2 separate regions of the Homo sapiens genome follow, and region 2 is linked to region 1. Evidence: read pairs that join two places in POLR2A ChIA-PET (ENCODE). Cell type or tissue: GM12878. All regions are shown on one strand. Each heading gives the region's core, and the rest is flanking DNA. Links, peaks and the distances in the headings are about the cores only.

Evidence for each region. Peaks named below come from ENCODE experiments on the same cell type or tissue, not always from the same donor. Only the 100,000 strongest peaks of a DNase experiment are listed, where the experiment ranks them.
Region 2: POLR2A ChIA-PET joins it to region 1 with 8 read pairs; 8 of 35 experiments call an interaction of 5 or more read pairs at or near these places.

The regions. Positions count from the first base shown.
Region 1 is chr20:31,688,973-31,693,366 of GRCh38, forward strand. The region is part of intron 2 of BCL2L1 (BCL2 like 1); the gene reads right to left. All of the region lies in intron 3 of BCL2L1-AS1 (BCL2L1 antisense RNA 1), which reads left to right. Among named protein-coding and RNA genes, the nearest start is that of BCL2L1-AS1, 16 kb to the left of the region's middle. In GM12878, for the core only: no CTCF peak of the experiment used is centred there; no DNase peak of the experiment used is centred there; H3K27ac peaks cover 1,444 bases.
Region 2 is chr20:31,744,641-31,749,034 of GRCh38, forward strand. All of the region lies in intron 2 of TPX2 (TPX2 microtubule nucleation factor), which reads left to right. Among named protein-coding and RNA genes, the nearest start is that of TPX2, 7.5 kb to the left of the region's middle. In GM12878, for the core only: no CTCF peak of the experiment used is centred there; no DNase peak of the experiment used is centred there; H3K4me3 peaks cover 504 bases; H3K27ac peaks cover 1,890 bases.

The sequences.
Region 1 (4,394 bases), core at 329-4,328:
TTGTCTTTGGATGCTGTTAAGCTAAAAGCGGACCAGGATCCATGATGAGGTTCCTCTATCCTCTGGGTTAAGTCTGTCCAGGTAAAATAATAGGGAAAGAAGAATACCATTAAAATAAAAATTGGCTGGACACAGTGGCTCATGCCTGTAATCTCAGCACTTTGGGAAGCCGAGGCAGGAGGACTGCTTGAGGCCAGGAGTTCAGGACTAGCCTGGGCAACGTGGCAAGACCCTGTCTCTATAATTAAAGAAGAAAAGGAAAGGAAGAAAGGGGAAGGGAAAGGGAGGGAAGGGGAGGGGGAGGGCAGGGGAGGGGAGGGAAGGAAGAAAGACAGCTGGGTGCAGTGGCTTATGCCTGTAATCCTACTAACACTTCAGGAGGCTGAGGCGGGTGGATTGCTTGAGACCAGGAGTTCGAAACCAGCCTGGGAGACATAGTGAGATCCCGTCTCTACAAAAAAAAGAAAAAAAAAAAGAAAGAAAGAAAATAAAAATTATCCCATGGTGGTCCTGGAAGAAACAAGGGAAGGTAGGAAACTTAATCCTAGAGGCAGTAGTAGTCAGGCTCTAGGAGAAGGGCTGGCAACCGCCTGAAAATCCCCTCCCCAGTCTTTCCTTACCACTCCCTCTCCTGTTTTCTTTAAAATCAGTCTCTTCCATGCCTGCTAAGACCACTTTATCAGGAACTCCTGAAAGTAGATGGAGACTAAATTGGCTCTGAAGAATACAAATGGCTAACAAAACGTTAAGAAAAGATGTTCTGCCAGGCGCGGTGGCGCACGCCTGTAATCCCAGCACTTTGGGAGGCTGAGGCGGGCGGATCACTTGAGGTTGGGAGTTCAAGACCACCCTGACCAACATGGAGAAATCCTGTCTCTGCTAAAAATACAAAAAATTAGCTGGGTGTGGTGGCACATGCCTGTAATCCCAGCTGCTCGGGAGGCTGAGGCAGGAGAATTGCTTGAACCCAGGAGGCGGAGGTTGCGGTGAGCTGGAGATCGCGCTATTGCACTCCAGCCTGGGCAACAAGAGCGAAACTCTGTCTCAAAAAAGAAAAAAAGAAAAGATGTGCTACCTCACAAGTAGCCCTGGAAATAGTCCTTGGATATTTTTAACTTTTTTTTTCCCCCTGTGACAGGGTCTCACTCTCATCCAGGCTGGAGTGCAGTGGCATAATCATGACTCAGTGCAGCTTCAACCTCCCGGACTGAAGAGATTCTCCTATTTTAGCTTCCCAAGTAGCTAGGAAGCTAGGACTACAGGTGTGTACCACTGCAAATGACTAATTTTTTTTTTTTGAGAGACACAGGGTCTCACTATGTTGTCCAGGCTGGTCTCCAACTCCTGGGCTCAAGCCATCCTTCCACCTCAGCCTCCCAAACTGCTGGGATTACAGGTGTGAGTCACTGCACCTGGCCAATTTTAAACTTATTCTTATGATAATATTTAATCATGTACAAAAGTAGACAGAATAAAACGAACCCATCATTCAACTTCAACAAGTACCAACTTGGTGCCAATCTGATTTCATCTGTTCCCCAACCACTATCTCTCACTCCAGTAGTATTTTGAAGCAAATCCCACACACAGGTCAGTATGTATTTTTTTTTTTTTTGCAGACAGAGTCTCACTCTGTTGCCCAGGCTGGAATGCAATGGCATGATCTCAGCTCACTGCAACCTCCGTCTCCTGGGTTCAAGCAATTCTCATGTCTCAGCTTCCCAAGGAGCTGGGATTACAGGCGTGCGCCATGATGCCTGGCTGTTTTGATAAACTCTCTCCCACATGCTGGCTTTGAGAATCAATTGAAAAGTTAAAAAAGAAAAAAGGAAAAAAAGCCCCAACTTTTTCCCAAAGAGGGTACCTTTGTTCATTATGAGATATTAATACAGTAGGCCAGGCACGGTGGCTCAGGCCTGTAATCCCAGCACTTTGGGAGGCCGAGGTGGGTGGCTCACCTGAGGTCAGGCATTTGAGACCAGCCTGGCCAACATGGTGAAACCCCGTCTCTACTAAAAATATAAAAAAAATTAGCCAGGCATGGTGACATATGCCTGTAATCCCAGCTAACTTGGGAGGCTGAGGCAGGAGAATCGCTTGAACCCGGGAGGCAGAGGTTGCAGTGAGCCGAGATCATGCCATTGCACTCCAGCCTGGGCAACAGGGCGAGACTCTGTCTCAAAAAAAAAAAAAAAAAAAAAAAAAAAAAAAAAAAAGAAATATTAATACAGTATATACAATAAGCTCTAGGTATAACTTAAGTCATAAATAATTCAAATTTACAGCCTTTAACACCCTATGGAGGCCAGGCATGGAGGCTCACTTGAGGTCAGGAGTTGGAGACCAGCCTGGCCAACATGTTGAAACTCCGTCTCTACTAAAAATACAAAAATTAGCTGGGTGTGGTAGTGCATGCCTGTAATTCCAGCTTCTTGAAAGGCTGAGGCAGGAGAATCATTTGAACCTGGGAGGCGGAGGTTGCAATGAGCCAAGACCGTGCCACTGTACTCCAGCCTGGGCGACAGAGCGAGACTCTATCTCAAAATAAAAAATAAAATAAAATAAAATAAAATAAAATAAAATAAAATAAAATAAACAGGCTGGGTGTGGTGGCGCCCGGCGAACAAATTAATCCCAGCTACTCAAGAGGCTGAGGCAGAAGAACTGAAAGACTATATTTGTAACATGCATAGACAAAGTATTAGTATTCAAAATACATTTTAAAAGCCTACAAACCCATAAGAAAAAGTCAAATCAAAAGGAAATGGAGCAAGGACTTGAACATTTTACAAAGAGGAAACATGAATGGCCAACAGATGTAAGAAAAGATTCACAGCCCCACTTGTAATCTGAGAAATGCAAATTAAAACCGCAAGATACCATCTCACACCCACCAGCTCCATAAAAATTTAAGTCTGACCATATCAAGTATTAACAAAGAGGTAAAGTAATGGAAAACCCATATGCTGTTGGTGGCTGTGTAAATTCACACAAACACAGGAAAACAATCTGCCATTACCTTCTGATCAAGCAATTCCACTTCTGTGTAAACCCTACAACAATGATTCTCAGTGAGGTCCCAGGACCAAGAGTGGCAGCATCAGCTGAGAAGTTGTTAGAAGTGCAAATTCTGAGGGCCCCAACCCTGACATACACAATCAAACACTTTGGGGGTGGAGCCCAGCAATCTGAGGTTTAACAAACCTTCCAGGTGATTCTGATGGGCAGCTAAAGTTTGGGAACCACTGCCTGGGAGAAACTCTTGAACATGTGCATGTGCAGGAGACACAAACAGTTTTCATAACAGCATTGTCTGAAACAGCAAAAACAAGGGGACAACCCAAATAACCACTGACAGCAGAATGGATACACAGCTTGAGACATGATCATATAAATGGATACGAAAATGAACAAATTATGCTATGCAAGTAACATGGATGGATCTCAACCTTGAATGAAAAAAGGAAACTGCAGATGATAAACACAGCATAATACCTAAATGAAGTTTAAAAGAATGCACAGGCTGGGCGCAGTGGCTCACGCCTGTAATCCCAGCACTTTGGGAGGCTGAGGCAGGCAGATCACGAGGTCAGGAGTTTGAGACCAGCCTGGCCAATGTGGTGAAACCCCATCTCTACTAATAATACAAAACTTAGGGCTGGGCGCCGTGGCTCACAGCTGTAATCTCAGCACTTTGGGAGGCCGAGGCTGGTGGATCACGAGGTCAGGAGTTCAAGACCAGCCTGGCCAAGATGGTGAAACCCCATCTCTACTAAAACTACAAAAATTAGCCAGGCGCAGTGGCAGGTGCCTGTAATCCCATCTACTAGGGAGTCTGAGGCAAGAGAATCACTTTAACCCGGGTGGCAGAGGTTGCAGTAAGCCAAGATCGCACCACACTGCACTACAGCCTGGGCGACAGAGTGAGACTCGGTCTTAAAAAAAAAAAATTAGTCAGGTGTGGTGGCGTGCGCCTGTAGTCCAGCTACTCGGGAGACTGAGGCAGAAGAACCGCTTGAACCCAGGAGGCGGAGGTTGCAGTGAGCTGAGGTCGCACCATAGCACTCCAGCCTGGGCGAGAAAGTGGGACCGTCTCAAAAAAAAAAAACAAAAACAAAAACAAAAAAAAGCATGTAGAAGAATATCCTATATTGTTTAGGAATATATACCTATATATATATAGTAAAACTTAAAAAAAAAAAAAAAAAAAGGTAGCCAGGTGTGGTGGCTCACACCTGTAATCCCAGTGCTTTGAGAAGCTGAGGTAGGAGGATCGCTTGAAGCCAGGAGTTCTAGACCAGCCCAGGCAACATAGTGAGATCCCATCTCTAAAAAAAATAATAATAATAATTAAAAAATTAGCTACTTGGCAGGCTGAGGCAGGAGGATCACTT
Region 2 (4,394 bases), core at 69-4,068, 55 kb after region 1:
TCCTGCCTTAGCCTCTCGAGTTGCTGAAACTACAGGTGCATGCCACTGTACCTGGCCAAATTTTTCTACAACATAATTTTAATGGCTATATGGTATTCCATTATTTGGTTCTTTATATTACTTTTACCAGTGAAATTGCTGGTCTAAAAGAATGCGTATTTTTGGCCGGGCGCGGTGGCTCACGCCTGTAATCCCAGCACTCTGAGGAGGCTGAGGCGGGCAGATCACCTGAGGTCAGGAGTTCAAGACCAGCCTGGCTAACATGGTGAAACCCTGTCTCTACTAAAAATACACAAATTAGCCAGGCATGATGACGGGTGCCTGTAATCCCACTTACTCGGGAGGCTGAGGTGGAAGAATCACTTGAACCTGGGAGGTGGAGGTTGCAGTGAGCCGAGATCGCGCCATTGCACTACTGCAGCCTAGGCAACAGCGAGACTCCATCTCAAAAAACAAACAAACAAAACATATTTTTAAAAACTTTTGACATGTAACACCAAATTGCCTTGTAGGAAGATTATGCTGATTTACCTAAAACAGTATATATTCACATAGGCATAAATGTATAACTTAAAATAGGTAATATATTTGCATGGTGCAAAAATCAAAAGAATATAAAAAGCTTCATGGTTTAAAATCTTCCTCCAGCCTTGTTACTTCTTCACTCTCACCATCCATAGGTAAACACTTTTTTTTTTTTTTTTTTGGAGACAGAGTCTCACTCTGTCAACCAGGCTGGAATACAGTGGCACAATCTCAGCTTACTGCAACCTCTGCCTCCCTGGTTCAAGTGATTCTCCTGCCTCAGCCTCCCGAGTAGCTAGGATTACAGGCACGCCACCACACCTGGCTAATTTTTGTATTTTTATTAGAGATGGGGTTTTGCCATATTGGCCAGGCTGGTCTTGAACTCCTGACCTCAGGTGATCCACCTGCCTTGGCCTCCCAGAGTGCTGGGATTACAGGCATGAGCCATCTAATAAACACTTTTATTAGGTTCTTGGGTTTGAGTGTTTGTGTGTTATTCCCCAAACCAGATACCTTTTGAAGGGAATAAATCTCTATAAAATGAAATGACTGCTATTTGACTAGGATTGTAATCTGCAGCCACACTGTCAACCATTACAAACTTTTTCAGCTTCATACTATTGGAATATCAGATTACTTTGGGTTTCTACTAAGATTTCCTTTTAGTATTTTACAAAGCTCTCTGTCATTATCTGTCCTAGTAGTAAACAGCATCATTGATTTCCATCTAGGTCCTATTAGTCATAGGTGGATTATGGTTTGTTGAGTTCTATGGATAAATTATAGCAAAACTGAGTTTGTAATCCTTAAAAAAGGGCAATATGAAACATACAAGTTTGGGAGAGAAATGATAGGAAATATATTTGCTTGAAGTTTCTGGACAGTGATGAATTAGAACAAGTGTCCATGTGTCCTGTGCTGACTTCTGAGTGTTGGACAGTGAGGGATTGTCATTGGATTTTAAATTGACCCAATTTTGGAAGCTTCATAGATCTGTTTCTGTAAACAGATCCAATTTCAACATAGAAGTTAGCAAACATAAATGTGGAAACACAAAGTCCATTAAACTTCCTTCAGACTTAGTTTGTGACTTTGATTAACAGTTAAAATTGCATGCTGGATTATGTTGCCATTTACTGACTGCTGCTAATCCCTTATATACAAGAAAAAAATGTAGGTGTTTTCTCTCTGGGTAAGATGAAAGTAACTCCACTCTATTTTACTTGTGGTAATGTAACAGGATCTCTTATCCCTTGTGAAAGTAGGAGAGGATGTCCCTGGAGAAATGGCACTGCCTGGGATGGGACCATCTTAACTAACTATACTTCTAATGAAGTCTTGTCTTACTCTGTTTATTCTATTATATTACCAGTTTAACTCATGACTTTCTCTTTAATAGAAATAGGCAAGTCATATCTCACTGACTGGATAGCAAGGTGTTTGAGAGCATCTGTCACACCAAAGTCTTTGTTTTGCTCAGGAGCTGGTAGTCCCCTATTTCACCCTGCTTAGAATGCACCCTCTTGCAGCTTTCCCCAACCCGGTCTGAACCTGCACCTTTTGATTTATAGAGCTTGTCAAGACTAGTTATTTTTGGTTTGAGAGTGAAGAAAGATGGGAGGCAATGGGAGGTTAATTTCAGATGAATGTGGGAACAGGTTACATTGCTTTGTCTGCAATCTTCCTAATTTGTATTTGTCTTCCCCTTCCATTTATCTCTTACCCTAGAAAAAGTCAACGTTCATTCTTAGCTTGTAGAACTCCGCAGGTCTGTCTGTATCTTTTAAGTATTTTTTACATCAGGAAACCATCTCTGATCCTCTTTTATGCTGTTCTCCTTCTCTGCACTTCCAGAGCGCTCTCTGTTAATGCCCTCTTGCAGCAAGGATAGCCCTATATTGTAATTGTTTGCATTCCCCCATTCAATTGTGCGTTCTTGGAGGGAAGAGATTTTTTTTTGTTGTTGTTGTTTGAGAAGGAGTCTCGCTCTGTCCCAGGCTGGAGTGCAGCGGTGCAATCTCGGCTCACTGCAGCCTCCACCTCCTGGGTTCAAGCTATTTTCCTGCCTCAGCCTCCCGAGTAGCTGGGATTAAAGGCACGTACCCACCACGCCCGCTAATTTTTGTATTTTTAGTAGAGACGGGTTTCACCATGTTGGCCTGGCTGATCTCGAACTCCTGACTTCGTGATCCGCCTGCCTTGGCCTCCCAAAGTACTGGGATTACAGGCATAAGTCACTGTGCCCGGCCGAGATTTTATATCTCTATCTCTGTCTGTCTGTCTGTCTGTCTGTCTATCTATCTATCTATCTATCGTTTTAGTCTTCGCTTTTTGGAAACAAAAATGGGCTATAAGACACGATGGATGGCATTGAATAGGCAGTTTTTAGAGGAACCTAATTGGTTCATAGCATACAGGATAGGCTTTTTCCTTGGGTCTTTGTAGGAATATTGGTCATTAATAGCTATTTTTCCATGCAGAATATTTCTAGTTTTGCAAGAATCTGAAGCTGTGGTAGATTCAGATAATTTTGAAATGTGAAGCTGATTCTCTTGCTTGGCAACTTGATTTGTTTGGGGGAATGTGGTTGACGCATGTGCCTTTTTTTTTTTTTTTTTTTTGGTGAGACCTGTTGACAGAAATTCAATCTTGATTAAGGGACGCAGGAAGGCATCCAGTTCCCACCATGCCTGGGGCTCTCTCATTTAAACAGCTGCCTTTGGCTCTGGCCTGTTCCATTTCCCACTAGGCCCTGTGGACTTTAATTTTGGAAGATTTCACATCCTCATATTTATTATTTCTGGGGGAGGTAGTGTCGTGAAACCGAAATTACCCAGTAGTTAGCTTTTCGTTTTCTTGATGTACTTGTCCTATCAGCCTTAATTGAAGAGAGTCAGACTTCTCAATGGATATGTATTTATTTATTCTCTTTTTCCAGGGAGAGGGGATGGTCTCCTGAGTTGGCCATTCTAGACCAAAATATAGCTTAAAAGAAGCTTTTTTAAAGAACAGGTCATGTTAGGAAAATAATATTTTGTTTTTAAAATTTCACCTAAAGATTAAGTGTACTTAGGTTTGCACCCCTCGCCGTTTGTTCCCCACTAATCAAATGTAGTCTTAGACCTCAGAGGACAGCCTTTCTTCTGCTGCTTGAACCCTCTTCATAGTCTCTTTACTCTAGAATATCACTGAGGTTTTCACTAACCACCATCTTATATAGAGGAAAAACTTCATATGGAAAAGTATACTTAAAAAAAGAGGAATCAATGGATTTTTTAAAAAATTTATGGGAAGATTCAGATCAGAGCTTTCCAAATATATTTATAACAGGATTTGTAATTTGCTAAAGTTTTCTTTATGAGCATATCAGGGATGCTTAGTTTTCATAAAGGGCAGGATTTGTCTTTGTTGAACAGGATCTTATGATTTGATTACCTACCTCCTTTTTGAAGCAATGTTTATAGGAAAACTTGTGCATTAGAGAGACCCCAGATTTTGGAATCCTGCAGACTTGTTCTTTTAAAACTCAACACTGCTATGTATTAGTTTGGTGATCTTGGAATAGTGTAACTTCTCTGAGCTTGTTTCCTTGTTTATAAAATGGTGATGGTAGCATTTATTTATAAAGACATCTATCTATTGTCTATATTGTTAATGCAGTTTAAACGAGATGATTTATGTGAAGTGTCTGGTAAGGTGCCTGGCCTACAGTAGACAGTATTTGGAAGTTATTATCTCTTGCTCCATGACATTTGTTATTTATCTATTTAAATGTGAATTTTTTTTTTTTTTTTTGAGACAGAGTCTTGCTTTGTTGCCCAGGCTGGAGTGCAGTGGCGCGATCTCGGCTCACTGCAACCTCCGCC